3 separate regions of the Homo sapiens genome follow, and regions 1 and 3 are each linked to region 2. A link is an interaction called in ENCODE POLR2A ChIA-PET data of the cell type or tissue named here. Cell type or tissue: K562. All regions are shown on one strand. Links, peaks and the distances in the headings refer to the core of each region. The heading gives the core; the rest is flanking DNA. Region 1 has its middle 17 kb from the start of BLOC1S3. Region 2 overlaps RELB (RELB proto-oncogene, NF-kB subunit). Region 3 overlaps NECTIN2 (nectin cell adhesion molecule 2).

The links. Peaks named below come from ENCODE experiments on the same cell type or tissue, not always from the same donor. Only the 100,000 strongest peaks of a DNase experiment are listed, where the experiment ranks them.
Region 1: POLR2A ChIA-PET joins it to region 2 with 5 read pairs; 4 of 35 experiments call an interaction of 5 or more read pairs at or near these places.
Region 3: POLR2A ChIA-PET joins it to region 2 with 5 read pairs; 5 of 35 experiments call an interaction of 5 or more read pairs at or near these places.

What each region holds. Positions count from the first base shown.
Region 1 is chr19:45,190,971-45,201,355 of GRCh38, forward strand. It overlaps a transcript of BLOC1S3 not described here. Among named protein-coding and RNA genes, the nearest start is that of BLOC1S3, 17 kb to the left of the region's middle. In K562, for the core only: no CTCF peak of the experiment used is centred there; DNase peaks (open chromatin) are centred at 1,541 and 5,011; H3K27me3 peaks cover 482 bases.
Region 2 is chr19:45,005,282-45,015,666 of GRCh38, forward strand. It overlaps RELB (RELB proto-oncogene, NF-kB subunit), which reads left to right. Exons shown (of 12, transcript NM_006509.4): 3 at 4,533-4,541; 4 at 6,655-6,995. Among named protein-coding and RNA genes, the nearest start is that of RELB, 9.0 kb to the left of the region's middle. RefSeq lists a silencer at 1,840-1,989 and an enhancer at 6,352-6,853. In K562, for the core only: no CTCF peak of the experiment used is centred there; a DNase peak (open chromatin) is centred at 5,210.
Region 3 is chr19:44,849,308-44,857,307 of GRCh38, forward strand. All of the region lies in intron 1 of NECTIN2 (nectin cell adhesion molecule 2), which reads left to right. Among named protein-coding and RNA genes, the nearest start is that of NECTIN2, 7.0 kb to the left of the region's middle. RefSeq lists an enhancer at 1,152-2,063. In K562, for the core only: no CTCF peak of the experiment used is centred there; DNase peaks (open chromatin) are centred at 713, 1,014 and 7,494; H3K4me3 peaks cover 722 bases.

The sequences.
Region 1 (10,385 bases), core at 1,400-9,399, 190 kb after region 2:
AATTTTTTGTTTTTTTAGTAGAGACGGGGTTTCACCATGTTAGTCAGGATGGTCTCGATCTCCTGACCTCACGATCCGCCCGCCTCGGCCTCCCAAAGTGCTGGGATTACAGGCGTGAGCCACCACACCCAGCCTAGTTTATTTTTTATTTTATTTTTTTATTTTTTTTGAGACAGAGTTTTGCTCTTGTTGCCCAGGCTGGAGTGCAATGGCACGATCTCGGCTCACCACAACCTCCGCCTCCCTGGTTGAAGCGATTCTCATGCCTCAGCCTCCCGAGTAGCTGGGATTACAGGCATGCACCACCACGCCCAGCTAATTTTGTATTTTTAGTGAGATAGGGTTTCTCCATGTTGGTCAGGCTGGTCTTGAACTCCCAACCTCAGGTGATCTGCCCGCCTCGGCCTCCCAAAGTGCTGGTATTACAGGCATGAGCCACTGTGCCCGGCCGGCTTTATTTAGTTTCTGTGGTGAGGTCATGTTTTCCTGGATGGTTTTGTTACCTGAGGATGTTCATACATTTCTGGGCACTGAAGAGTTAGGTATTTATTATAGTCTTCACAGTCTGGGCTTGTCTGTACTCATCCTTCTTTGGAAGGCTTTCCAGGTATTGAAAAGACTTTTGTGTTGCGATCTAAGTCTTTAGTCACTGCAGCTGTATCTGCATCAGGGGGCACCCCAAGCCCAGGAATGCCGTGGCCCTTGGAGACTTGTAGAGACACTGCCTTGGTGGTCTTGGATAAGATCTGGAAGAATTCTCTGGATTATCAGGCAGAGATTCTTGTCTTCTTCCTTTTCTCCCAAACAAATGGAGTCTCTCTGTGCTGAGCTGCCTGGAGCTGGGGGAAGGGTGATACAAGCACTGCTGTGGCCACCAGTGCTGGGACTGTGCTGGGTCAGACGTGTAGCCAGCCCAACACGGGGTCTCCCCCAAGGCCCGTGGTCAGCACTGCCTGGGTACCACCTATGTCCACTGAAGGCCCTAGGGCTCTGTGAGGAGCAGACGGCAAATCCAGCCAGGCTTGTGTTCATCCTTTCAGTGTGGTGTGAGCCCCCCATCACAGGTGCGCCCAGAGATGCCATCTGGGAGCCAGGGCCTGGAGTTGGAAACCTTAGGGACTCTACCTGGTACTCTGTTCTACTGTGGCTGAGCTGGCACACAAGCCACAAGACAAAATCTTCCCCACTCTTTTTTCTGCAAGCAGGGGAGCCTCTCCCTGTGGCCACCACTGCCCCAGGACCATGGCAGCTACTGCTTGGCTACTGCCGGTGTTCATTTAAGGACCAAGGTCTCTTCAGTCAGCTTGTGTGAAGGCTGCCAGGCCTGGGTCTCTCCCTTCAGGGCAGTGGGCTCCCCTCTGGCCAAAGGTAGGTCCAGAAATGACATCCAAGAGCCAAGGCCTGGAATCAGGGACCCCCAAGAGCCAACTTGGTGCTCTACTCCACTGTGGCCGAGCTGGTAACTAAGCTGCCAGACAAAGGCCCCTTTACTCTTCCCTCCCGCTTCCTTGAGCAGTAGGAGCCTCTCCCCGTAGTCACCACGTCAGGGAATATGCTGGGTCATATCTGAAGTCAGTGTGTCTCTGAGTCTCACTCAAGGCCCACACGGAGTACTGCCTGGGTACTGCTGCTGATTATTCAAGGGTCCTTTAGTCAGCAGGTAATGAATCCTGCCTGGACTGGGCTATTTCCTTCAAGGCAGCAGTTTCTTTTCTGGCCCAGATGTTTCTAGAAATCGCCTTGAAGCTAGAGCCTGGAATGGGGCCCTCAGGACCCTGCTTGGTGCGCTATCCTACGGTGGCTGAGCTGATATCCAAGGTGCAAAACAAAGACCTCTTTATTCTTCCCGCTTATCTCCTCCAGTGTGAGGAAGACATTTCAAGCCAGGCGTGGTGGCTCACGCCTGTAATCCCAGCACTCTGGGAGGCTGAGGCAGGCAGATCACCTGAGGTCAGGAGTTCGAGACCAGCCTGACCAACACGGTGAAACCCCGTGTCTACTAAACATACAAAATTAGCCGGGTGTTGTGGCACACGCGTGTAATCCCAGCTACTCAGGAGGCTGAGGCAGGAGAATACTTGAACCCAGGAGGCGGAGGTTGCTGTGAGCCGAGATCACTCCATTGCACTCCAGCCTGGGCAACAAGAGCAAAACTCCGTCTCAAAAAAAAAAAAAAAAAAAAAAAAAAAAGAGACTATTTTTGCTACCCCGTTCAGTGGCTCTTTCAGTGATATGAAGTTAAAACCAGGTACTGTGTTCGCTCACCTGATTTTGGTTCTTATGAAGTGCTTTTTTGTGTGGATAGTTGTTCAGCTGGTTGTTCTTCTGAAGGAGATGATTACTGGAGGCTTCTATTCAGCCATCTTCCCCTGCCTCCTCATAATTGCTATCTCTTTATTGATTTTCTCATGTTGTTTGTATATTGGTTGTATATCATTTTCCTGATTTCCATTTATTCTTTGTCTATGGTTTCCTTTAGCTCATAAAGCATATTTAAGACAGTCGATGATGTCTGTGACTAGTAATTCCAATGTCTGTGCTTCCTCAGAGATGGTCTCTGTCAAAAGAACTTTTTTTTACTATAAATAAGCCATACTTGCCCGTTTCTTTGTATGTTTTGTAGTATTTTTGTTGAAAATTGGACTTTTGGAGTATTATAATATGTTAATTATTGAAATTGGATTCACCCTTTCCTTGGAGATTGCTGGGTTTTGCTTGTCAAGGGCTAGAGCCATCTGTTTGACTTTTTAAAACTGTTTTTGCAAAATGTGTATTCCTTTTGCTGTGTAGTCACTGAAGTTTCTATTCCATTTTTTCTGTTTTTTTTTTGTTGTTGTTGTTTTTGTTTTTGAGATGGAGTCTTGCCCTGTCGCCCAGGCTGGAGTGCAGTGGTGTGATCTCGGCTCACTGCAAGCTCCTCCTCCCAGGTTCATGCCATTCTCCTGCCTCAGCCTCCTGAGTAGCCGGGACTACAGGCACCCACCACCACGCCCAGCTAATTTTTTTGTATTTTTAGTAGAGAAGGGGTTTCACCGTGTTAGCCAGGATGGTCTCGATCTCCTGACCTCACGATCCGCCCTCCTTGGCCTCCCAAAGTGCTGGGATTACAGGTGTGAGCCACCGCGCCTGGCCTTTTTTTTTTTTTTTTTTTTTTTTTAATGAGATGGAGTCTCACTTTGTCGCCCAGGCTAGAGTGCAGTGGCACGATCTCAGCTCACTGCAACCTCTGCCTCCCAGGTTCAAGCAATTCTCCTGCCTCAGCCTCCCAAGTAGCTGGGATTTTAGGCCTGTGCCACCATGTCTGCCTAATTTTTGTATTTTTAGTAGAGATGGGGTTTCACCATATTGGTCAGGCTGGTCTCGAACTCCTAACCTCAGGTGATCCACCTGCCTCAGCCTCCCAAAGTGCTGGGATTACAGGCATGAGCCACCGCGCCCAGCCAATTTCTCAGGTATTTATTTATAGCAGTATAAAAACAGACTAATACACCCGCGATCGTTCCATTTATTTCCCTCTTGTTTATTATGAGCACATATGTGTTCCAAAAGACAGTGTGCTTAGATAAATTGTTTGTACCTTCAAACTAGACACAATCTAAATGTCAATCCATTGGTGACTGGGTAAGTAAAGCATGCTACATTCATACAACAGACATTATAGCAATGAACACGAATGACCTTCTGCTGTACACAACATGAATGTATCTCACAAGCATAATGTTCCACCAACAAAGCCAGAGCACATACCGTATGATTCCACTTATCTCCAGTCAGAACCAGGCAAAACCATGCTAGGGGTGTTGAAGGTCAGGACAGCAGTTAATTGGGGAGGAGGCAAGGGGTAATGACTGCATGAAGGGTTGCATCTGAGCCACTGTCAATATTGTATTTCTTCATAGGGGTGGAAATTAAAGATTTGTGTTCACACTAAAAATTTGTGAACTCTGGTATGTGTGTTATACTTTTTTTTTTTTTTTTGAGATGGAGTTTCGCTCTTGTTGCCCAGGCTGGAGTGCAATGACATGATCTCAGCTCACTGCAATCTCCGCCTCCCAGTTCAAGCGAGTCTCCTGCCCCAGCCTCCCGGTAGATGGGATTACAGGCATGCGCCAGCACGTAGTAGAGATGGGGTTTCTGCATGTTGGTCAGGCTGGGCTTGAACTCCTGACCTCGTGTGATCCACCCACCTCTGCCTCCCAAAGTGCTGGGATTACAGGTGTGAGCCACCGCGCCTGGCCAATTTTTTATTCTTTTTGAGGCAGGGTCTCACTCTGCCACCTTCCTAAGGTGCGGTGGCATGGTCATGGCTAACTGTAGCCTAGACCTCCTGGGCTCAGGCAGTCCTCCCACCTCAGCCACCCGAGTAGCTGGGACTACAGGTTCACACCACCATGCCCAGTTACTTTTTGTAATTTTACCAGAGACGGGGTTTTGGAATGTTGCCCAGGCTGGTCTTGAACTCCTGCACTCAAGTGATCCGCCCACTTTGGCCTCCCAAAGTGTTGGGATTATAGGCATGAGCCACAGGGCCCAGCCACAAATGTATATTTAATTTACATGGAAGCCTACTGTTCTCCTCCCTCCCTCCTTCCCTCCCTCCCTCCCTCCCTCCCTCTCTCCCTTCCTCCCTCCTTCCTTCCTTCCTCAGAGTTTCTCTCTTGTTGGCCAGGCTGGAGTGCAATGGCATGACCTCAGTGCACTGCAATCTCCGCCTCCTGGCTTCAAGTGATTCTCCTGCCTCAGCCTCCCGAGTAGCTGGGACTATAGGTGTGCACCACCACGCTTGGCTAATTTTTGTGTTTTTAGTAGAGACAAGGTTTCACCATGTTGGCCAGGCTGGTCTCGACCTCCCAACTTCAGGTGATCCACCCGCCTTGGCCTCCCAAAGTGGTGGGATTACGGGCGTGAGCCACCGTGCCCAGCCTGCCTTTTTCAAGTAGTCATATGTCTTGGAGAGCATTCTAATCAGAATGAAAAACAGCTGAGCCATTCTGTTTACTTATACGGTGACCAAGCCATCTGCTAGTCATTCCCCTATTGATGATCATTCAGGGTGTTCCCTATTGTTTGTGACTACATATGGTGTGGCAAAGAATATCTTTGAATATATTCATTTCCCACATGTATGGGTATCTTGGAAAGAAACACATTTCCAGATGTGGAGTTGTTGGGTCAAAGGGTGAGTACATTTTAAATTCTGTTAGGTGCTACTTTATTTTTTAATTTTTTATTTTTTTTTGAGACAGGATCTCATTCTGTTGCCCAGGCATGGTGGCACATGCCTATGATCCCAGCTACTTGGGTGGCTGAAGCTCGAGAATTGCTTGAGCCCAGGAGATGGAGGTTGCAGTGAGCTGAGATCGCACCAGTGCAGTCTAGCCTGGGTGACATAGCGAGACTCTGTCTCAAATATAATGCAACATGGTGTCCATGGTCCAGGTGAGGCTGAGCTAGGAGGTCTGAGGTCAGGGTAGGTCTGACCCCTCTGGGTGGTCCTCAGTGTCCCACAGCACTGAGCCTGCCAAGGAGGAGGTGCTAGGGGAATATTCCTGAGGGAATTTAGGGAGATGGGAGTGAATTTGATGAGCAGGAGGCAGGGGTCTTTGGGTAAGTGAGAGAATTGAAAAGGAAAAAACTCTTAGCCGGGAGCGGTGGCTCACGCCTGTAATCCTAGCACTTTGGGAGGCCGAGGCGGGTGGATCATAAGGTCAGGAGATCAAGACCATCCTGGCTAACACGGTGAAACCCTGTCTCTACTAAAAATACTAAAAATACAAAAAATTAGCCAGGCATGGTGGCGGGTGCCTGTAGTCCCAGCTACGTGGGAGGCTGAGGCAGGAGAATGGCGTGAACCTGGGAGGCAGAGCTTGCAGTGAGCCGAGATGGGGCCACTGCACTCCAGCCTGGGCAACAGAGCAAGACTGTCTCAAAAAAAAAAAAAATCAATTTTAGGAAAGTGTCTGAGAGAGATCAGTGACTCAGAAGAGTTTGAGTGGGGAAGTGCTCAGAAGCCATGGCTTCTTGCAGGGGGTATGGTCCCACAGGGGCCCACGGGGTTTCCTGGGCACAGGGACCCAAGTGGGACCTCAGCAGGTGGGTGGGATGCTGGGAGTGGAGGGGGCTGAGGGGTGTTCTTTCCTTTACTCCCTTATGGCTGCAGTGAGCTATGATCGTGCCACTGCACTCCAGCCTGGGTGACACAGTGAGACCTTATCTCAAAAAAAGAAAAAGAAGTCCAGGTGCGGTGGCTCACACCTGTAATCCTAGCACTTTGGGAGACCAAGGTGGGAAGATTTGCTAGAGCTCAGGAGTTCAAGACCAGCCTGGGCAACATGGCGAAACCCTGTCTCTACAAAGTAAACAAAAATTAGCTGGGTGTGGTGGCAGGTGCCTGTAATTCCAGCTACCCAGGAGGCTGAGGCATGAGAATCACTTGAACCCGGGAGGTGGAGTTTGCAGTAAGCTGAGATTGTGCCACTGCACTCCAGCCTGGGCAATGGAGTGAGACTCTGTCTCAACAACAACCACCAAAAAAAAAGAAGAAGAAGAAAAAGAATAAAAAAGAAGATTTAGAGGCTGGGTGTGGTGGCTCCCCCTGTGATCCTAGCACGTTGGGAGGCCGAGGCGGGTGGATCACCTGAGGTCAGGAGTTCAAGACCAGCCTGGCCAACATGGTGAAACCCCGTCTCCACTAAAATACAAAAATTAGCCAGGCATGATGGTGGGTGCCTGTAATCCCAGCTACTCAGGAGGCTGAAACAGGAGAATTGCTTGAACCTGGGAGATGGTGGTTGCAGTGACCCAAGATTGCACCACTGCACTCCAGCCTGGGTGGCTGAGCGAGACTCCGTCTCAAAAAAAAAAAAAAAAAAAAAAAAAGATCTAGAAAGGAGAGTTAGGGAGTCCATGAAAAATCTCTAGCCAGCCCTCCTGAAGCACTAGACAGGGGAACAAGTCAGAGTTTGCAGGAAAATCTGGGAAGTCAGGCATATCCAACTATCAGAGTCATGGAAGGCTGTTGCCTCTGCATCTGATGTTGAGCCCGAGGTCACTGGTGGTTAGCAGGGCAGAAAATTGAGAAGAGATAAACAGGAGTGTGGGGGAAACAAGGTCCCGAACACTTGCATCTGTCTCACCCTGCAGGGCAGAGCGAGAGCAAATGGGAACCCCCTAATGCATCTACATCTGTCTTTTCCCCCATCTAAATAGAGCAACCGTCCAAGAAAAATACTGTGCTAAACTTCTTTCTTCCAGTTTTCATGCAATTTTCTCCTTTGGCCAACTCTAACTTAGAACCATATGGGGAAGGGGTTTTTTTGTTTGTTTGTTTTGTTTTGTTTTCAGAGTCTTGCTTTGTTGCCCAGGCTCTGGAGTGCAGTGGTGCGAGCTCGGCTCACTGCAACCTCCGCCTCCCAGGTTCAAGCAATTCTCCTGCCTCAGCCTCCCAAGTAGCTGGGATTACAGGCACCCGCCACCACGCTCAGCTAACTTTTTTGTATTTTTAGTAGAGACAAGGTTTCGCCATGTTGGCCAGGCTGGTCTTGAACTCCTGACCTCAGGTGATCCACCTGTCTCAGCCTCCCAAAGTGCTGGGATTACAGGCGTGAGCCGCCGCACCCAGCCAACTTCATCACTTTCAATATGTCGTGCCACTCTATCCTAGCCTGTGAGGTTTCCACTGAAGTCTGCTGCCAGACGTATTGGAGCTCCATTGTATGTTTGTTTTTGTTTTTGTTTTTGAGACAGAGTCTCACTCAGTCACCCAGGCTGGAGTACAGTGACGAAATCTCGGCTCACTGCAACCTGCACCTCCCAGGTTCAAGCGATTCTCGTGCCTCAGCCTCCCGAGTAGCTGGGATTACAGGTGTGAGCCACTGCGCCTGGCCTCATGCCTGGCTAATTTTTTTTGTATTTTTAGTCGAGACGGGATTTCACCATGTTGCCCAGACTGGTCTGTAACTCCTGGCCTCAAGTGATTCACCCGCCTCAGCCTCCCTAAATGCTGGGGATTACAGACGTGAACCACTGCACACGGCCTCCATTGTAAGTTATTTGTTACTTTTCTCTTGCTGCTTTTAGGACCCTTTCTTTATCCCTGATCTTTGGGAGTTTGATTATTAAATGCCTTGAAGGTAGTCTTTGGGTTAAATCTGCCTAGTGTTCTATAACCTTCTCGTATTTGAATATTGATATCTTTTTCTAGGTTTGGAAAGTTCTCTGTTATTATCCCACTTAATAAACTTTCTATTCCAATCTCTCTACTTTCTCTTTACGGCCAATAAAACTCAGATTTTTCCTTTTTGTGGCTATTTTCTAGATCTTGTAGGTGTGCCTTATTCTTTTTTTTTTTTTTTTTTTTTTTTTGAGATGGAGTCTTGCTCTGTCTCCAGGCTGGAGCACAGTGGCACGATCTTGGCTCACTGCAACCTCCGCCTCCCGGGTTCAAGCAATTCCCCTGCCTCAGCCTCCCGAGTAGCTGGGATTACAGGTGCCTGCCACTACACCTGGCTAATTTTTTGTATTTTGGTAGAGATGGGGTTTCACCATGTTGGCCAGGATGGTCTCAAACTCCTGACCTCGTGATCCGCTTGCCTCGGCCTCCCAAAGTGCTGGGATTACAGGTGTGAGCCACTGCGCCTGGCCTTTATTCTTTTTTATTTTTTCTTTTGTCTCCTCTGGCTGTGTCTTGTCCTGTCTCATCTCTTTTCTCTTCTCTTCTGTTCTCTTCTGTTCTCTTCTCTTCTGTTCTCTTCTCTTCTTTCTTCTCTTCTCTTCTCCTCCTCTCCTCTCCTCTCTTCTCTTCTCTTTTTGAGACAGAGTCTCACTTTGTCGACCAGGCTGGAGTGCAGTGGTGCTGCAATCTTGGCTCACTACAACCTCCACTTCCTGCGTTCAATCAATTCTGGAGCCTCAGCCTCCTGAGTAGCTGGGATTACAGGCATGCACCACCATGCCCAGCTAATTTTTCTATTTTTAGTAGAGACAGGATTTCACTATGTTGGCCAAACTAGTCTCAAACTCCTGACCTCAGGTGATCCAACCACTTCAGCCTTTCAAAGTGCTGGGATTACAGGTATGAGCCACTGTGCCCGGCCTGACTGCATATTTTCAAATAGCCTGTCTTTGAGCTCACCAATTCTTCAGGTTGATCAATTCTACTGTTCAGAGACTGATGCATTCTTCAGTGTGTCAGTTGAATTTTTTCTACTTAATTTTTTTTTTTTTTTTTGAGACGGAGTCTCGCTGTGTCGCCCAGGCTGGGGTGCAGTGACACGATCTCCGCTCACTGCAAGCTCCACCTCCCGAGTTCATGCCATCCTCCTGCCTCAGCCTTCCGAGTAGCTGGGACTACAGGCGCCTACCACCACGCCTGGCTAATTTTTTTGTATTTTTAGTAGAGATGGGGTTTCACCGTGTTAGCCAGGATGGTCTTGATCTCATGACCTCGTGATCCACCTGCCTCGGCCTCCCGAAATGCTGGGATTACAGGTGTGAGACACCGTGCCCAGCCCCTTTCTGCTTAATTTTTAAAAATTATTTCAATCTGTTTGGTTAATTTATCCGATAGGATTCTGAATCCCTTCTCTGTGTTATCTTGAATTTCATTGAGCTTCCTCAAAACAGCTGTTTTGAATTCTCCGTCTGAAAGGTCACATAGCTCTGTCACAATGGGGTTGGTCACTGGAGCCTTGTTTAGTTCACTTGGTGAGGTCATGTTTTCCTGGATGGTGTCAATGCTTGTGGATGTTCGTCAATGGCTGGGCATTGATGAGTTCAGTGTTTATTGTAGTCTTTGTAGTCTGAGCTTATTTGAACCCATCCTTCTTGGGAAGGCTTGCCAGGAAATTGAGTGTTGTGAACTAAACTTTTGGTCACTGCAGCTGTATCTGCATTAGGGGGCACCCCAGGCTCAGTAATGCTGTGATTCTTGCAGCATCTTAGAGGTGCTGGCCAGGCGCAGTGGCTCACGCCTGTAATCCCAGCACATTGGGCAGCCTAGGCAGGCGGATCATCTGAGGTCGGGAGTTTGAGACCAGCCTGGCCAACATGGTGAAACCCTGTCTCTACCAAAAAATACAAAAATTTGCCAGGCGTAGGGGTGGGCGCCTGTAGTCCCAGCTACTTGGGAGGCTGAGGCGGGAGAATCACTTGCGCATGGGAGGTGGAGGTTGCACTGAGTGGAGATTGCAGCACTGCATTCCAGCCTGGGCGACAGAGTAAGACCCTGTCTCAAAAAAAAAAAAAAAAGGAATCTTAGAGGTACTGCCTCAGTGGTCTTGGTTAAGATTCAGGAGAATTCCCTAAATTACCAGGCAGAAACTCTTCTCTTCCCTTACTTTCTCCAAACAAACGCAGTCTCTCTATCTCTGTACGGAGCTGCCTGG
Region 2 (10,385 bases), core at 1,334-9,333:
GAACTACTAGTCTATAAAGTCCCCCAGCCAAAATTCAGTGCTGCCCAAGGAAATGCAGAATCTCAACCAAATTATGACATTTTTTCTTATATACATTTGCCAGGATTTGGAGGGCAGGGGTAGTCCTGTTGTTATGAATACTCAGTGGCTCCAGTTAGCTGGGTCTGGGCCTTTCTCTGGAGATATAATCTTGGGATGGACCCAAGTTCTGGCTTGGCCATTGAAGAAGTGAGGCCGGTTCCCCAACAGGTCTGTGAGTTTAGGGAGGATGGCATCAGTGACAGACACTGCCCAAGCGGTGGTCCTGCGCAGGAACAAGGCTGAGACTTTTCTTTTTTTTGAGACAGAGTCTCGCTCTGTCACCCAGCCTGGAGTGTAGTGTCACAATCTCGGCTCACTGCAACCTCCGCCTCCCAGGTTCAAGTGATTCTCCTGCCTCAGCCTCCCGAGTAGCTGAGATTATAGGCGTGTGCCACCATGTCCACCTAATTTTTGTATTTTTAGTAGAGACGGGGTTTTGCCATGTTGGCCAGGCCGGTCTGGAACTCCTGGCCTCAAGCGATCTGCCTGCCTTGGCCTCCCAAAGTGCTAGGATTACAGGCATGAGCCACCGTGCCCGGCCAAGGCTGAGACTTTTCTGGTCCAAGACCTAGATCTTTGGTTTCAAATGAGAGTTATTTCTGATGTCATCCATTCAATAAATATTTATTATGCGCCTGTTCTGTACCTGGCCTTGTGCCGAGCAGTGCTGAGGACAGGCCTGGCCCTGGGGTTCCCTACCTAGATGAGGAGGCAGACACGTAAACAATAAGTTAAATATGGGATTATAAAATGTGATAAGGGCTATGAAGAAACCTTGGGGTCAATGATATTTAATAACAGGGTGGGGATACGAGAACTAGTGAGATAGAATGGGAAGGAAAATTCCCTTTTTGTTTTTGGAGGCAGAGTCTCATTCTGTCGCCTACACTGGAGTGCGGTGGCGTGATCTAGGCTTACTGCAACCTCCGACTCCCGGGTTCAAGCCATCCTCCTGCCTCAGCCTCTCAAACAGCTGGGATTCCAGGCGTGTGCCACCACACGCAGCTGATTTTTGTACTTTTAGAGAAACGGGGTTTCACCACGTTGGCCAGGCTTGTCTCAAAATCCTGACCTCCACTGATCCAGCCACCTCGGCCTCTCAAAGTGCTGGGATTACAGGCATGAGCCACTGTGCCCAGCGAGAAAATCCCCTTCATTGTGAAGGGCCAGACATATGCTGGACCCTGGGGATAAAATGAGGAGAAACAGACATTATTCCCACTCTTCAATGCTCCCAGTCTATAGGAGACAGGTATGAGTCAGTGTAATGTGAGGTCATGTGACATCTTCATCAGCGCCATGAAAATGATAAAACAGGCTGGGTGTGGTGGCTCATGCCTGTAATCCCAGCACTTTGGGAGGCCGAGGTGGGTGGATCACCTGAGGTCAGGAGTTCAAGACCAGCCTGACCAACGTGGCAAAACCTCATCTCTACTAAAAATACGAAAATTAGCTGGGTGTGGTGGCCTGTAATCCCAGCTACTCAGGAGGCTGAGGCAGGAGAATCACTTGAACCTGCGAGGCGGAGGTTGTGGTGAGCTGAGATTGCATCATTGCACTCCAGCCTGGGTGACAACAGCAAAACTCCATCTGAAAAAAAAAAAAAAAAAGAAAATGATAAAACAAAGGCACCTGACTTTGAGGGACTGGAGTGGGGGATAAGGGGACTCTCTTGGATAAAATGGTCAGGGAAGAGCTGTCTAGGATGTGACGTTTGACCAAGGAACTGAAGATGGAGGAGGAGGAAGTCACGCCATGCAAAGAACTGGGGGAAGAGCATTCAGGCAGAGACCAGCCTGTGCAAAGGCTGAGGCAGCACATACATAGTCAATTTCCTGCTCTCACATCTGCTCTCACGTGGCCCATCCTGGCTGCCCCTGAATGGTGGCAAGTCCACGTTGGGGGTAAAGGGAGGCACTGCTATTTGAGCAGAAACTTGAATAATTTCCTGGCTAATAGAGGACTTGAGATAATAATAATATTAACTAAGCTTTCTGGAAGATGTCGCGTGGTCAGAACCTGCACTAAGTAGTTTACCTGTGTGATTCTGAATCCTCATGTTAGTTCCTGAGGTAGGAGCTCACACCTCATTTTGTAGAGGAAGCTCAGAGACGGTAAGTGACTTGCCCAAGGCTGCACAGCCAGTGAGTAACAGCTGAGATTCAAATCAACTCTATGTGACTCTACACTCCATGCTCTAAAATCATGCCCATGGCCAGGCGTGGTGGCTCACACCTGTAATCCCAGCACTTTGGGAGGCTGGGGTGGGTGGGTCACTTGAGGCCAGGAGTTCGAGACCAGCCTGGCCAACATGGTGAAACCCCGTCTCTACTAAAAGTACAAAAATTAGCCGGGCATGGTGGTACGAGACTGTAATCCCAGCTACTCAGGAGGCTGAGGCAGGAGAATCGCTAGAACCCGGGAGGCAGAGGTTGCAGTGAGCCAAGAATGCACCACACTGTACTCCAGCCTGGGTGACAGAGCAAGACTCCATCTCAAAAAATAGAAAATAGGCTGGGCGTGGTGGCTCACGCCTGTAATCCCAGCACTTTAGGAGGCCGAGGTGCGCGGATCATGAGGTCAGGAGATCGAGACTAGCCTGACTAACATAGTAAAACCCCGTCTCTGCTAAAAATACAAAAAAAAAAAAAAAAAAAAAAAGCCGGGTGTGGTGGTGTGCACCTGTAATCTCAGCTACTCGGGAGGCTGAGACAGGAGAATCACTTGAACCCAGGAGGCAGAGGTTGCAGTGAGCCAAGATTGTGCCACTGCACCCTAGCCTGGGTGACAGAGCAAGACTCCGTCTCAAAAAAATAAAAATAAATAAAATAAAATAAAATAAAATATTAAATAAAAGTATCTTAGCCCAACAAGGTAGGCATTATTATTGTGCCCATTTTACAGATGAAGAAGCCAAGGCACAAAAAGGTGAAGTAATAGGCTTATGGCCCCACAACTAGCAAGTTGCAGAGCCAGGATTTGAACAGAGGCAGTGAACCCAGAGCTCCAGCCACAGCCGCCCAGGACTCAGTCTCCCCCTACAGCCCGGGAGCCTCTGGAGGGTCCAAAGTCTAACTCTGTCTTTGGGTCCCCAGGTTCATCCAGCACAGATGCCTAAGAAGGATTTTCCCAGTTCAAGTGACTTGAGGTTGGCCCTGCCACTGACCTAGAGCGTGTCCCTTCCTCTCTGCCAGCCTCAGTATCCCCATCTGCCAAATTGGGGGGACCTTGGCACCCTACTGGCTTCACAGATCCCATGAGATAAGGGGTGCAGGAAAACTACCTTTCAAGGGGCAAAGGTCTGGCTGCCAGGAGCCACTCCCTGAGAACAGAGGAGGACAGATCTAGCAGCGGAACAGGTTCGCGTCTATAAATCCCCAGCCAGAGACCAGCGCAGGCAGCCCTGGGTGGGACACCTGGCTGCAGCTGCCTTCCGTTGCTGTGTGATTCTAAGGCTCACTGGCGGCCTCTGGGCTTCCCCTTGTCCTGTCTATGGAATGACGGGAGGTCGGTTTCGATTCCTCCACGATTCTGTGAAGGGCTGAGCTTTCCTGGGGAGGTGAAAAGGGGCTTCCCTGAGGACCCAGCATTACTGTACCTCCTCACTTAGGAAGCAGGGGTGAATCTGGGATTTTGGGTGGTCACTGTGGGAGGACAGGGCTGGGGTACAGAGCAAGAGGCTGCCTGGGTTCAGATCAGCCTCTTTGCATCTTTTTGTTGTTGTTGTTGTTTGTTTTTGAGACAGTCTCGCTCTGTTGTCCAGGCTGGAGTGCAGTGACGCAATCTCAGCTCACTGCAACCTCTGCCTCCTGAGTTCAAGCGATTCTCCTGCCTCAGCCTCCCGAGTAGCTGGGATTACAGGTGCCCACCACGATACCCAGCTAATTTTTGTATTTTTAGTAGAGACGGGGTTTCGCCATGTTGGCCAGGCTGGTCTCGAACTCCTGACCTCAAGTGATCTGCCCACCTCAGCCTCCCAAAGTGCTGGGATTACAGGCGTGAGCCACCAGGCCTGGCCACCTCTTTGTATCTTTAAACACCAGCCAGTGACCTCCAGGACCCTGGGGTGGACTTCAGGGAGGGAACACACCCCAATTTGTTTGGAAATTTGGGCATCCACTTTTTCCTGGTGCTAAGACCCCTTTCTAATGGGTTCCCAAAAAGACTTCATAATCCCTGGTCTAAATGTTTTTCGGGAGGCATTTGGCTTAGTTGGAGGATACCCTGATGCTGGGACCCCAACATTAGAGGTTGAAAGGATGGTAGCCCAGAGGAGAAGATGAGGTTTGGGGTTTAGTGCCCCAGCAAGTCAGAGCCCAGGGTTTCCCAGGACGGAGGAAGACGGAAGGGTCACAGGAGGGACAGGGTTGGGGAATCTGTCTTAAAAGATGAAAAGTTGTGACCACTTTCTGGACCTTACCTTTCTCTTTCTCTTTCTCTTCCTTCCACAGATGAATTGGGTGAGTATCACAGGGCAGGTTTGCGGGGAGGCTGAGGGACCCAAGTGCCTACAGAAGGGGGTCTTGGCCTTCCTTGTTCAGTGGGGGTGGGGGAGAGGTGTCACTGTGTGACTTCCAGGACTGTGGAGGGATTTGAACGAAGTCATGCTCCTAAGGTACTTAGCAGTGCTTGACACTTGGAAAACACTCAGCACGCCGGGGGCTGTGTGACTCACACCTGTAATCCTGGCACTTTGGGAGGCAGAGGCAGGAGGACTGCTTGAGGCCAGGAGTTCAGGACTAGCCTGGGTAACATAGTGAGACCCCCATCTCTACACAAAATTTTTAAAAATTAGCCGGGCATGGTGGTGCGCACCTGTAGTCCCAGCTGCTCAGGAGGCTGAAGTGGGAGGATCACCTGAGCCTGGGAGGTTGCCTTGGAAGCCGAGGCTGCAGTGAGCTATGATTGCACCACTGCACTGCAGCCTGGGCGGCAGAGCAAGACCGTGTCTCAAAAAGAAAACCAATTAAAATAAAATAATGTTATTAATCCCCTAGTGAGTACAGACAGACACTGTTTTAGGCCCTGGGGATTTAGCCATGAACAAAACCAAGTCCCTGCCCTCGCAGAGCTGATAGCCCGGTGTGGGAGACAGAGGAAAATGAACAGATGAGCAAGATAATGTTAGCCTGGGCTGAGAGCTGTGAAAGAAATAAACAGGACGAGGGAGAGATGGCCTGGAGAAGACACATTAGGTTAGGCTTTTCTGAAGAGATAACATACGAGCTGAGACCAGGAGGAGAAGCAGCCAGCATGGGTTGAATGGGGGACCGTGTGGAACAGGCAGTTGGAGGAGCAAGTTCTTTCTTATTTATTTATTTAAGTTATTTTTTGAGACAGAGTCTCGCTCTGTCGCCCAGGCTGGAGTGCAGTGGTGCTGTCTCAGCTCACTGCAACCTCCACCTCCCAGGTTCAAGCAATTCTCCTGCCTCAGCCTCCCGAGTAGCTGGGAGTACAGGCATGCACCAACATACCTGGCTCATTTTTGTATTTATTTATCTATTTATTTAGAGATGGAATTTCGCTCTTGTTGCCCAGGCTGGAGTGCAATGGCATGATCTTGGCTCACTGCAACCTCCACCTCCCAGGTTTAAGTGATTCTCCTGCCTCTGCCTCCCGAGTAGCTGGAACTGCAGGCACACATCACCATGCCCAATTTTTATATTTTTAGTGGAGATGGGGTTTCACCATGTTCGCCAGGCAGGTCTCAAACTCCTGACCTCAGGTGATCCGCCTGCCTCGGCCTCCCAAAGTGCTGGGATTACAGGCGTGAGCCACCATGCCCAGCCTATTTATTTATTTATTATTATTATTTTTTGAGATGGAGTCTTGCTCTGTTGCGCAGGATGGAGTGCAGTGACGCAATCTCGGCTCACTGCAACCTCCGCCTGACGGTTTCAAGCGATTCTCCTGCCTCAGCCTCCTGAGTTGCTGGGACTACAGGCACGTGCCACCATGCCTGGCTAATTTTTTGTATTTTTAGTAGAGACAGGGTTTCACTGTGTTAGCCAGGATGGTCTCGATCTCCTGACCTCATGATCCGCCCGCCTCGGCCTCCCGAAATGCTGGGATTACAGGCATGAGCCACCGCGCCCAGCCTATTATTTATTGAGAGACGGAGTCTCACTCTGTCGCCCAGGCTGGCGTGCAGTGTCACGATCTTGACTTACTGCAGTGTCCGCCTCCTGGGTTCAAGCTGTTCTCCTGCCTCAGCCTCCTGAGTAGCTGGGATTACAGACGTGGGAGACCATTCGGGCTAATTTTTGTAGAGACGGGGTTTCACTATGTTGGCCAGGCTGGTCTCGAACTCCTGACCTCAATTGATTCACCCACCTTGGCCTCCCAAGGTGTTGGGATTACAGGCGTGAGCCACCGCACCTGGCCTCCCTGACTCTGTGTGTGTGTGTGTGTGTGTGTGTGTGTGTGTGTGTGTGTGAGAGAGAGAGAGAGAGAGAGAGAGAGAGAGAGAGAGATAAATGGGATGGAAAACGTCTCGGGGGTAATCAAGCCTTTTTTTTTTTTTTTAATTTTTTAAAGAATGGGCGTCACCACCCGTTTTTTCTTCTCCCGCAGAGATCATCGACGAGTACATCAAGGAGAACGGCTTCGGCCTGGACGGGGGACAGCCGGGCCCGGGCGAGGGGCTGCCACGCCTGGTGTCTCGCGGGGCTGCGTCCCTGAGCACGGTCACCCTGGGCCCTGTGGCGCCCCCAGCCACGCCGCCGCCTTGGGGCTGCCCCCTGGGCCGACTAGTGTCCCCAGCGCCGGGCCCGGGCCCGCAGCCGCACCTGGTCATCACGGAGCAGCCCAAGCAGCGCGGCATGCGCTTCCGCTACGAGTGCGAGGGCCGCTCGGCCGGCAGCATCCTTGGGGAGAGCAGCACCGAGGCCAGCAAGACGCTGCCCGCCATCGAGGTGGGCCCGGCGAGCGGCCCCGGGCGGGTGGGACTGGGGCTTCCCCTGCACCCCGGAGCCATCCACATGCATTTATACGTTTATTTGATGGTGGCTGTTGTTGTTATTGTTGGACCAGATATTAATTATACTATCACCTGGCCTGGAATCCAAAAGGTTCAGAAAAAAGGAGGGGTCGGACATTTGGCTGGGCACGGTGACTCGCGCCTGTAATCCCAGTACTTTGGGAGTCTGAGGCGGGCGGATCCCTTGATGTCAGGAGTTCGAGACCAGCCTGGCCAACATGGTGAAACCCCATCTGTACTAAAAGTACACAAATTAGCCGAGTGTGGTGGCACAATCCCAGCTATTTAGGAGGCCGAGGTGGGAGGATTAGCTGAGCCCAGGGAGGTGCAGGCTGCTGTGAGCTGAGATTGCACCATTGCATAGCAGTCTGGGTAACAGAGTGAGACCTTGTCTCAAAAAAAAAGAAAAAAAAAAAAGAAGGCAGATCGTGGTGCGGTGGCTCAGGCTTGTAATTCTAGCACTTTGGGAGGTCGAGGCGAGCGGATCACTCGAGCTCAGGAGTTCTAGATGAGCCTGGGCAAGACGGCAAAACCCCATCTCTACAAAAAATACAAAAATTAGCCAGGTGTGGTGGCACATGGCTGTAGTCCTAGCTACATGGTAGGGCTGAGGTGGGAGGATCGCTTGAGCCTAGGAGGTCAAGGCTACAGTGAGCCAAGATCGCACCACTGCACTCCAGCCTGAGCAACAGAGCAATACCCTGCCTCCATTAAAAAACAAACAAATATATATAACACTGGAAGTAAAAAAAGCAAAGGTGATTACTTTTGGCAGGGTATTAATGTATTAATAAGGTACAGGTAAGTTTTATTTTTTTGAGACGGAGTCTTGGTCTGTTGCCCAGGCTGGAGTGCAGTGGTGTGATCTCGCCTCACTGCAACCTCCACCTCCCGGGTTCAAGCGATTCTCCTGCCTCAGCCTCCCGAGTAGCTGGGATTACAGGTCCACCACCACGCCTGGCTAATTTTTGTATTTCTTAGTAGAGAAGGGGTTTTGCCATGTTGGCCAGGCTGGTCTCAAACCCCTGACCTCAAGTGATCCGCATGCCTTGGCCTTCCAGAGTGCTGGGATTGCAGGTGTGAGCCACTGTGCCTGGCCTCTTTGGTGTCTGTTAATCTGGATCTGTTCTTCAATCTGTCTTTGTGTTTCGTGAGTTGAACATTTGTGCAGAACAGGACGGATGTTTTGTAGAATGTCCCACATTCTGAAGCTGGTCGTGGTGGCTCATGCCTGTAATCCTAGCACTTTGGGAGGCCGAGGCAGGCGGATCACCTGAGGTCGGGAGTTCGAGACCACCCTGACCAACATGGAGAAACCCCATGTCTACTGAAAATACAAAATTAGTGCGGCGTGGTGGTGCATGCCTGTAATCCCAGCTACTCGGGAGGCTGAGGCAGAAGAATCACTTGAATCCGGGAGGCAGAGGCTGCGGTGAGCCAAGATCGTGCCATTGCTCTCCGGCCTGAGCGACAAGAGCAAAACTCCTTCTAAAAAAAAGAAAAAGAAAAAGAAAAAAAGAATATCCCACATTCTGGGTTTGTTGGCTGTTTCCAGATTAGGTCAGATTATGCATTTTTGGCAGAAACACTCCAGCAGTGATGCTGTGGCCTTCTCAGTGTCTCACATCAAGGGACGTGGGATGTCGTTATTCCCAATATTGGTGATGCTGAGTTGGATCCTCCAGCTAATGTGGTGACTATCAGGTCTCTCCATGATAAAGATACAACTTTCCCTTTGTAATGAATTGGTAAGTTATCTATGGGATGATATACTGAGATGTATCATCCCATGTTTAACTGTATTCCCCAACTTCTAATTTCTAAGGCTTTTTTTTTTTTTTTTTTGGAGACAGGGTCTCTCTCTGTCACAGAGGCTGGAGTAAAGTGGCACAAGCACGGCTCACTGCAGCCTCCACCTCCCAGGCTCAAGAGACCCTCCCACCTCAGCCTCCTGAGTTGCTGGGACTACAGGTGCATGCCACCGTGCCTGGCTAATTTTTGTATTTTTTTGAAGAGTTGGCATCTCACCATGTTGTCCAGGCTGGTCTTGAACTTCTGGCCTCAAGCAATCCTCCCACTTTGGCCTCCCAAAGTGTTGGAATTACATGTGTGAGCCACCGCACCGGCCTAATTTCTAAGTCTTCCCAGGCAGTTATTCTGGCTCAGAGTTTTTTTTTGTTTTTTGGTTTTTTTTTTGATGGAATCTTGCTCTGTCACCCAGGCTGGAGTGCAATGGTGCAATCTCAGCTCACAGCAACCTCCACCTCCTGGGTTCAAGCGATTCTCCTGCCTCAGCCTCCCAAGTAGCTGGGATTACAGGCACGCGCCATGATGTCCGGCTAATATTTTGTACTTTTAGTAGAGATGGGGTTTCACCATGTTGGCCAGGCTGGTCTTGAACTTCTGACCCCAAGTGATCTGTCTGCCTCAGCCTCCCAAAGTGCTGGGATTACAGGTGTGAGCCACCGTGCTCGGACCCCAGAGTTGGTTTTGATTTCCAAGATTTAGAATGGTAAATGCCTAACCATAGGGAATGACCTGTCTCCAAATCTGGATTCAGGATTTTTTTTTTTTTTTTTGAGACGGAGTCTTGCTCTGTTGCCCAGGCTGGAGTGCAGTGGTGTGATCTCAGCTCACTGCAACTTCCGCCTCCTGGGTTCAAGCGATTCTCCTGTCTTAGCCTCCCAAGTAGCTGGGATTACAGGTGTGCACCACCATGCCCAGCTAATTTTTGTATTTTTAGTAGAGACAGGGTTTCACCACATTGGCCAGGCTGATGTCAAACTCCTGCCCTCAGGTAATCCACCTGCCTCGGCCTCCCAAAGTGCTGGGATTACAGGCATGAGCCAGCATGCCTGGCTTGGATTCAGGATGTTTATCCCCATCTTCAGAGTAGGAAACTGAGGTTAAAAGAGGGGCAGTTACCTGCACAGGGCACACAGCAAGTTTACTATTGTAATTACCGCCATTTACTGAGTGCTTCCATGTACCAGGTACTTTGCATACCTATTTTACACATAAAGACAGTAAGACCCGAGAGGTTTATCTTGTAGATGGCCAGTGGTAGAGCCTGGATTTGGTGCCAGGTCGGACTTATTCTAAAGCCTAATGGGCCAGGCATGGTGGCTCATGCCTGTGATCCCAGCACCTTGGGAGACTAAGGCAGGAGGATCACTTGAGGCCAGGAGTTCAAGACCAGCCCAGGTGACATGGCAAGATGCCCGTCTCTATAAAAATAAAAAAATTAGCCAGGCGTGGTGGCATGCGCCTGGGGTCCCAGCACCATGGGAGGCTGAATGGGGAGGATTGCTTGAGCCTGGGAAGT
Region 3 (8,000 bases), core at 1-8,000, 160 kb before region 2:
AAGGCAGGGACAGGAAAAGGAAAGGGGTTTGGTGACAGGCAGGGAGCCCCAAAGACTCCAGCTGTGGGACAGCAGAGGTGCCGTGACCCACGGAGGTCAGGGTACAGGGGGCCTCAAGGCCAGCGACATGTGGGGGCCACAGGGAGTGATGAACACAGAAGGGACAGGGAGCTGGGCACATGGGCCAGCTCCCCCGCCCCTGCCTGGGACGCTGTTACATTTTTAATGTCCCAGCAGTGCTGACAAATGGAGCAGGAAGGGGAGGAGAAGAGGGGACCCAGCAAGATGGGCCAGGCTGTGAGAAGGTGTGTCAGAAATATGGGGAGACAGGGCACTGGAGACCCAGGAGGCAGGGAGACTCCACAGTCAGAGACAGAAACAGAGACGTAGACCAGAAGGCTTGTGAGAAGAGAACCCCAGGAATCAAGGCAGAGAGCCAGGTTCCAGACACAGGGAGACCCAGACGGAGAAAGAGACCGGAGATGTCAGACATACAGAGGAAAGAGGAAGAGAGTGACTAACGGGGACAGGGTATCTTCTCAGGCTAATGAAAATGTTCTATAATTGCTCGGGTGATGGATGGCTAACTCTGAATATACAAAAGCCACTGAACTGTACACTTTAAATGGGTAGATTGTATGGTATGGGAATAATGTCTCAATAAAGCTGTTACAAAGAGACAGAGAATATAAGAGGCACAGAGCAGAGACCAGAGACTCTGGGGGACACAGATAAGAGTGACAGAGGCCAGGCACATTGGCTCATACCAGTAATTCCAGCACTTTGGGAGGCTGACGCAGGAGAATCGTTTGAACCGAGTTCAAGGCTGCAGTGAGCCCTGATTGCACTACTGCACTCCAGCCTGGGCCACAGAGCAAGACCCTGTCTCAAAAGAGAAAAGAGTAACAGAGACCCCAAGAGAGACCCTGGGAATTGGAGACACAGAGGGACAGGGACCCTAAGAACTAGACACAGAGAGAGATAGAAGAGGCCCCGGAAGACACAGATAAGAGACGCTAAGAGACAGCAGGGATACCATTAAAAGACTTTCAAGAAGCCAGGCATGGTGACTCATGCCTATAATCCTAGCATTCTGGGAGGTCCAGGCAGGTGTATCACTTGAGCTCAGGAGTTCGAGACCAGCCTGGGCAACACGGCGAAACCCTGTCTCTGCAAAAAATTTAAAAATTAGCCAAAGGTGGTGGTGTGTGCCTATAGTCCCAGCTACTTGGAAGGCTGAAGTGGGAGGATCACATGAGCCAGGAAGGTTGAGGCTGCAGTGAGCTGAGATCACACCACAGTACTCCACCCTGGGCAACAAAGCAAGATCCTATCTCAAAAAAACAAAACAAAACACACGGATTAGAGGAGGCCAGGGGGCAGGTGCAGAAATCCAGGCACAGACAGACAGCCCTACATCCTGGCTGCTGCAGCCGCTGCTCACTCCCTGAACCAGCTCCTGGATTTCCGCTGTGGGGGTTGGGCACTGTGATTAATACAATTAATTAACTGACAAGGTGACTGAGGCAGCAGCTGAGGCCAGTACTCAAAGCCTCTGGCCTTCAAGGGCCTTCTCTAGTCCCGACGTGCCTTGCCATGGGAGGCTGGGTCGCTGTGCTTTATAGATCTGCGGGGGAAGCCAGGCCCTGGGGAGCCAGCCAGGCAGGAGTCCAGGAGCCCAGCTCCTCCTCCCCTAGACCCAGGTGTCCAGCTTCAGGCCCCGCCTCCCTCAGACCCAGAAGCCCAGGCCCCAGCCTCTCCTCCCTCAGACCCAGGAGTCCAGGCCCCAGCCCTCTTCCCTCAGACCCAGGAGTCCAGGCCCCCATCCCTAATCCCTCAGACCTGGGAGTTCAGGCCCCCATCCCTGCTCTCTCAGACCCAGGAGTCCAGGCCACCAGTGCTTCCTCCCTCAGACCCAGGAGTCCAGGCCCCCATCCTTCCCCTCTCAGACCCAGGAGTCCAGGCCCTTAGTCCCTCCTCCCTCAGACCCAGGGGTCCAGCCTCAGTCCCCTGCTCCCTCAGACCCAGGAGCCCAGGCCCCCTGCTCTTCCTCCCTCAAACCTGGGAGTCTAGGCCTCCAGCTCCTCCTCCCTCAGACCCAGGAATCCAGGCCCCCAGCCCCCTCCTTTCTCAGACCCAGGAGTCCAAGCCCCCAACCTCTCCTCCAGGGTTCCATAGGTCACTCTGCACCCTCCTCGCTGCCTTGGTCTACCCATCCCTGGATCTCGGGGTCTCAAGCTGTGTCTGTCCCCATTGTTCTCCCATGGGCTCACACTACACCCTGGGCAGCCTCCACTCTGCCACCACAGGAAGCCTGCAGGTGCAGTCCACAGGGAGAGGAAGTGTGTCTGGGGACCCAGCTCACACTTCATGAAGCTGTCACCAGTCTGGCTTGCCCAGTGACACTGAGGGAGGCTGGTGTTCCCATGGCCACAGTCCCCTGGCTATGGTGCTGGCCATGTCCTGGCCAAGTTCATGGCACAGCCCCTGCCTAGCAGTGTGCTGGATGATGGGGGCTCACTCCAGGCTGACCAACCTCCTGGCTGTATCTCCCTTGCCTCCACCTGACATGCAGAGCGTCTGGGCAGCGGCCCTCACCCCTGTCCCCTTTACCTCCGCAGCCCTGTCAGCCTCCAAGTCCCAACCCTCCCAGCTTCTCCCTGTCACCCCCACCGCTGGTCCTGCTTTCCCATTCCAAGTTCTGAGTGTGTTTCCAATCTCGCCATCCTCCGTCCCCACAGCCCCGACCCTGATCCCGGCGCCTCCCCCCGAGACCCCTGCCCCACTGAGGGCTCTTTCTTTTTTCTTTTTTTTCTTTTTTTGAGACAAGAGTCTCACTCTGTTGCCCAAGCTGGCAATAGTGTCTCACTCTCTCACTCTGTCTTCCAAGCTGGTACAGTGGTGTGATCTTGGCTCACTGCAACCTCCGCCTCCCAGGTTCAAGCAATTCTTGTGCCTCAGCCTCCCAAGTAGTGGGGATTACAGGCAGGTGCCACCATGCCCAGCTAATTTTTGTATTTTTAGTAGAGACGGGCTCTCACCGTGTTGCCCAGGCTGGTCTCCTGAGCTCAGGTGAGCCACTGCACCCAGCCTGTGAGGGTTTTTTCTTTCTCTTTTTGTTTTTTTTGTTTTTTTTTTGAGACATGGTAGCCACCACCTGTAATCCCAGCTACTCAGGAGGCTGAGGCAGGAGCCCGAGACAGAGCAAGACTCCGTCTCAAAAAAAAAAAAAAACAGAAAAGACTTGGGCTTGTTTCCTGAGGGCTCTGTGCAGAGGAGGGCGTGTTCTGCACTTTCTAGCAGGATCCTTCTAGCTGTGCATAGGAACAAACCACAAGGACAACTGCAGTCCTCCAGGTGGGAAGTGGCAGTGGATTAGACCAGGGCAGGGACTGGGGAGGCGTCAGAGGTGGTCTAACTAGATAAATGTCAAAGAAGGAGGTGACAGGGTTTCCTGATAGATTGCTTATGAGGTGAGAGAGAAAGAGGTGAAAATGCCTTAAAAATGGACTGTAGGCAGGACGCGGTGGCTCACGCCTGTAATCCAAGCACTTTGGGAGGCCAAGGCAAGAGGATCGCTTTAGTTCAGGAGTTTGAGAACAGCCTAGGCAACAAACAGTGAGACCCCTTCTCTACAAAAAAAAATTTTTTTTAATTAGTCAAGTATGGTGGTGCCCGCCTGTAGTCCCAACTACTGAGAAGGCTGAGGTGGTAGGATTGCTTGAACCCAAGAGGTTGAGGCTGCGGCAAGCTGGGATCCTGCACTCCACCCTGAGCAACGGAGTGAGATCCTATCCCAGAAAAAAAAAAAAGGAATGTTAACCCCACAGGGCCTGAACTATCCTATTCATTCATTTGGAATTAGAAATTCAGAATGGGGAACTTACAGCAATGGGATTTTTTTTTTCAGACGGAGTCTCCCTCTGTCCCCCCAGCTGGAGTGCAGTGGCGCGATCTCAGCTCACTGCAAGCTCTGCCTCCCAGATTCACGCCATTCTCCTGCCTCAGCCTCCCGAGTAGCTGGGACTACAGGGGCCTGCCACCACGCCCAGCTAATTTTTATATTTTTAATAGAGACGTGGTTTCACCGTGTTAGCCAGGATGGTCTCAATCTCCTGACCTCGTGATCTGCCTGCCTTGGCCTCCCAAAGTGCTGGGTTTACAGGCGTGAGCCACCACAGCTGGCCCTTTTTTTTTTTGAGATGGAGTCTCACTCTGTCCCCCAGGCTGGAGTGCAGTGCTGCAATCTCAGCTCACTACAACCTCCGCCTGCTAGGTTCAAGTGATTCTCCTGCCTCAGCCTCCTGAATAGCTGGGATTACGGGGGCCCGCCACCACGCCCGGCTAATTTTTGTATTTTTAGTAGAGACGGGGTTTCACCATGTTGGCCAGGCTGGTCTCAAACTCCTGACCTCGTGATCCGCCCTCCTCGGCCTCCCAAAGTGTTGGAATTACAGGCGTGAGCCATTGCGCCCAGGGATTTTAGAACCTCATTCATTCGTTATTCAGCAAGTACTGAGCATCTACTAGGTACCAATCTCTCTTGCAGATACTGAGGGTACAGGTTGTGAGCAAAACAGACAGAAGATCCCTGCCCTCGTGGCGCTGGCAGTCAGTTTCCAGGAGGATGTGATATATCTAGTGTGTGAGATGGTGAGAAGCACTATGCAGACAGAGAACGTAACAGGGCAAAAGGGCGGAAGAGCAGTCAACCAGGGAGGGGAGAGGAGGTGGCAGCTGAGGTGGAGTATCTCGGGGTAAAAGAACCCCCCGAGGAGTGTGCCCCACAAGAAGCTAAAAGTGGTGGGTTTGTTTGAGACCGAGTCCTCACTCTGTCACCCAGGCTGGAGTGCAGTGGCGCAATCTCAGCTCACTGCAACCTCCACCTCCTGAGTTCAAGCGACTCTCCCTAAAGTAGCTGGAATTACAGGCATGCAGCTAATTTTTGTATATTTAGTAGAGACAGGGTTTCACTGTGTCGGCCAGGCTGGTCTCGAACTCCTGGCCTCAAGTGATCCATCCACCTTGGTCTCCCAAAGTTCTGGGATTACAGGCTTGAGCCACCGCCCCATCCTAAAGTCGGTTTTTTTGTTTTAATCCTCCAAATCCAGTAGTGCTCAGATGCCATCCTAAATGGAGGATTGGAGGGGAGCCTCCCTTAGAAGGAAGATCTGGGCCCCTGGAAGCCACAGGACTGCTCCTTAAGTCAAGAACTCTGAATCTGGCCAGGTGCAGTGGCTTATGCCTATAATCCCAACACTTTGGGAGGCCGAGGCGGGTGGATCACTTGAGGTCAGGAGTCCGAGACTAGCCTGGCTGACATGGCGAAACCCCATCTCTACTAAAATTACAAAAATTAGCTGGGTATGGTGGTACATGCCTGTAATCCCAGCTACTTGGGAGGCTGAGACAGGAGAATCACTTGAGCTGGGGAGGCGGAGGCTGTAGTGAGCCCAGATTGCGCCACTGCACTCCAGCCCGGGCAACAGAGTGAGACTCCACCTCAAAAAAAATTTTTTTAAAAAGAACTCTGAGTTGCCGGGCGCGGTGGCTCACGCCTGTAATCCCAGCACTTTGGGAGTCCCAGGCGGGCGGATCACGAGGTCAGGAGATCGAGACCATCCTGGTTAACATGGTGAAACCCCATCTCTACTAAAAAAATTAGCCGGGCGTCGTGGCGGGCACCTGTAGTCCCAGCTACTCGGGAGGCTGAGGCAGGAGAATGGGGTGAACCCGGGAGGCGGAGGTTGCAGTGAGCCGAGATCGCGCTGCTGCACTCCAGCCTGGGTGACAGAGCAAGACTCCGTCTCAAAAAAAAAAAAAAGAACTCTGAGTCAGCCTGGCGCAGTGGCTCACACCTGTAATCTCAGCACTTTGGGAGGCCGAGGCGGGCAGATCACGAGGTCAGGAGATCGAGACCATCCTGGCTAACACGGTGAAACCCCGTCTCTACTAAAAATACAAAAAATTAGCAGAGCGTGGTGGCGGGCGCCTGTAGTCCCAGCTACTCGGGAGGCTGAGGCAGGAGAATGGCATGAACCTGGGAGGCGGAGGTTGCAGTGAGCCGAGATAGTGGCACTGCACTCCAGCCTGGGCGAAAGAGTGAGAATCTGTCTCAAAAAAAAAAGAAAAAAACTCTGAATCCCAGAGACCCAGGGACTTGGAGGAGGTGAAGGGTGTGGGGCTCCAGGGACCTGGGGCTCAGCTTTTCAGGTCTCCTCCTCCAGGAAGCTCTTCTTTCGTTCATCGTCCCTCCCTCCTTCAGACAGGTCAAGCCTCTTCAGGTTCCTCCCATACCACCCCTACTCCGTCTTCCAGGCATTCTTGGTGATAATTATTTGTGCAATATTTGTACCCCCTGCAATCTGGATGTCAACCCTGGAAAACAAGCACCTGATTTGTCCTGTTACTTCTGCAGCATCCACACTTAGCAACATTCATTCACTTGGCAGTGTTTACTGAGCACCTACTACATGCTAGGCCCTGTTGTAGGTGCTGGGGATACAGTAGGGGAAAAACACAGACAAACCTCAGGGCTGGAGAGGGCAGACCCTCTAGCACCCAGGACCTGTTTGTTGAGTAACTATTTGTTTTTTGGATTTGACCTATAAGATGTGAAAGAACAGCCAGATTCTTCCAGGTTCTGCCTTTTCCTGATCCCTCCCTCTCTCCCTACTACCAAATCCCTTCCATTTTAAAATTTTAAATCCTGGTGGGGCACAGTGGCTCACGCCTATAATCCCAGCAGTTTGGGAGGCTAAGGTAGGCAGATCACCTGAGGTCGGGAGTTCGAGGCCAGCCTGGCCAAGATGGTGAAACCCTGTCTCTACTCAAAATACAAAAATTAGCTGAGTGTGGTGACATATGCCTGTAATCCCAGCTACTCGGGAGGTTGAGGCAGAATTGCTTGAACCCAGAGGCAGAGGTTGCAGGGAGCCAAGATGGCGCCACTACACTCTGGCCTGGGTGATACAGCGAGAATGTGTTTCAAAAAAATAAAATCCTAAGACCTATTAGCCTCCTCCCCAACACTCAGTCTCAGTCTTAACCTCTTGTTCTTTTCATTGCCAACTTTTTGTGTCATTTTGCTGTCTGGTCATCTATCTCTGCTCAGCCCACCACCTTCCCCTCAGGCCTCCTTGGATGAAGTTAAGTCATTCTCTATTTGAAGAACCCGCAACGGCTCCCACTTGCCACAAAGAGGAAACTAACTTCCTCGGCCCCAGCCTACTTTGCTGTCTCTGCAGTTCACACAGGCCCAAATGGCTTTCCTTGACCCTCATTGAGTGGCCTTCCCCCCTTGCCTAGCTAGGAAGGGGCCAGAGCGCTTAACCACCCTGATCCCAACCTTAGTGCCTTTGGGGGCCAGGCGGGTGATAAGTCCCAGCACCTGGGGAATCTGGAGGAGCCGGAAGGGAGTGTGCCTTGTGGGAGGGGGGTGATGTCCTTCCTCAGCCCCACCCAGCTGTTGCCCCCAGGAGCCACATATCCGGACTTCTGTCTGGAGCTTTAGACAGCAATCTCCAGGCCTTCTGTGTGGGCTGCTACTTCCCAACTGAAATAACACTCTGTGGGCCAAAGCAAACATGCACCACAGTCAGATCTGGCCTGCAGCAGGCGGCTGACCCCTGCTGCTCTGCTCACCTGGGCCACGCCCCGTGAACATCCCCCATGAGCAAGTCCTTCCCTGGAACTGGCACAAGGGACCCTGGAGGGTGGCTGAAACATCCCCATTTTACAGATGGAGGAAGTTGGGCTTGGAGACAAGGCTGCCAGCTGGAAAGGGTGTCAGCGTTAAATAACAAGATTCAGAAAATAGGATTAAGTATAGAGTTTATTCAAGCCTAAAGCTTGAGGATGGCCACCCCGGAGTGTGGATTCAAGTTGCCCCAAATAAACCCTTTGACTAGCTGTGATTACAAGTGGACTTTTTTTTTTTTTTTTTGAGACAGGGTCTCACCCTGTCACTCAGTCTGGAGTGCAGTGTGTGATCATGGCTC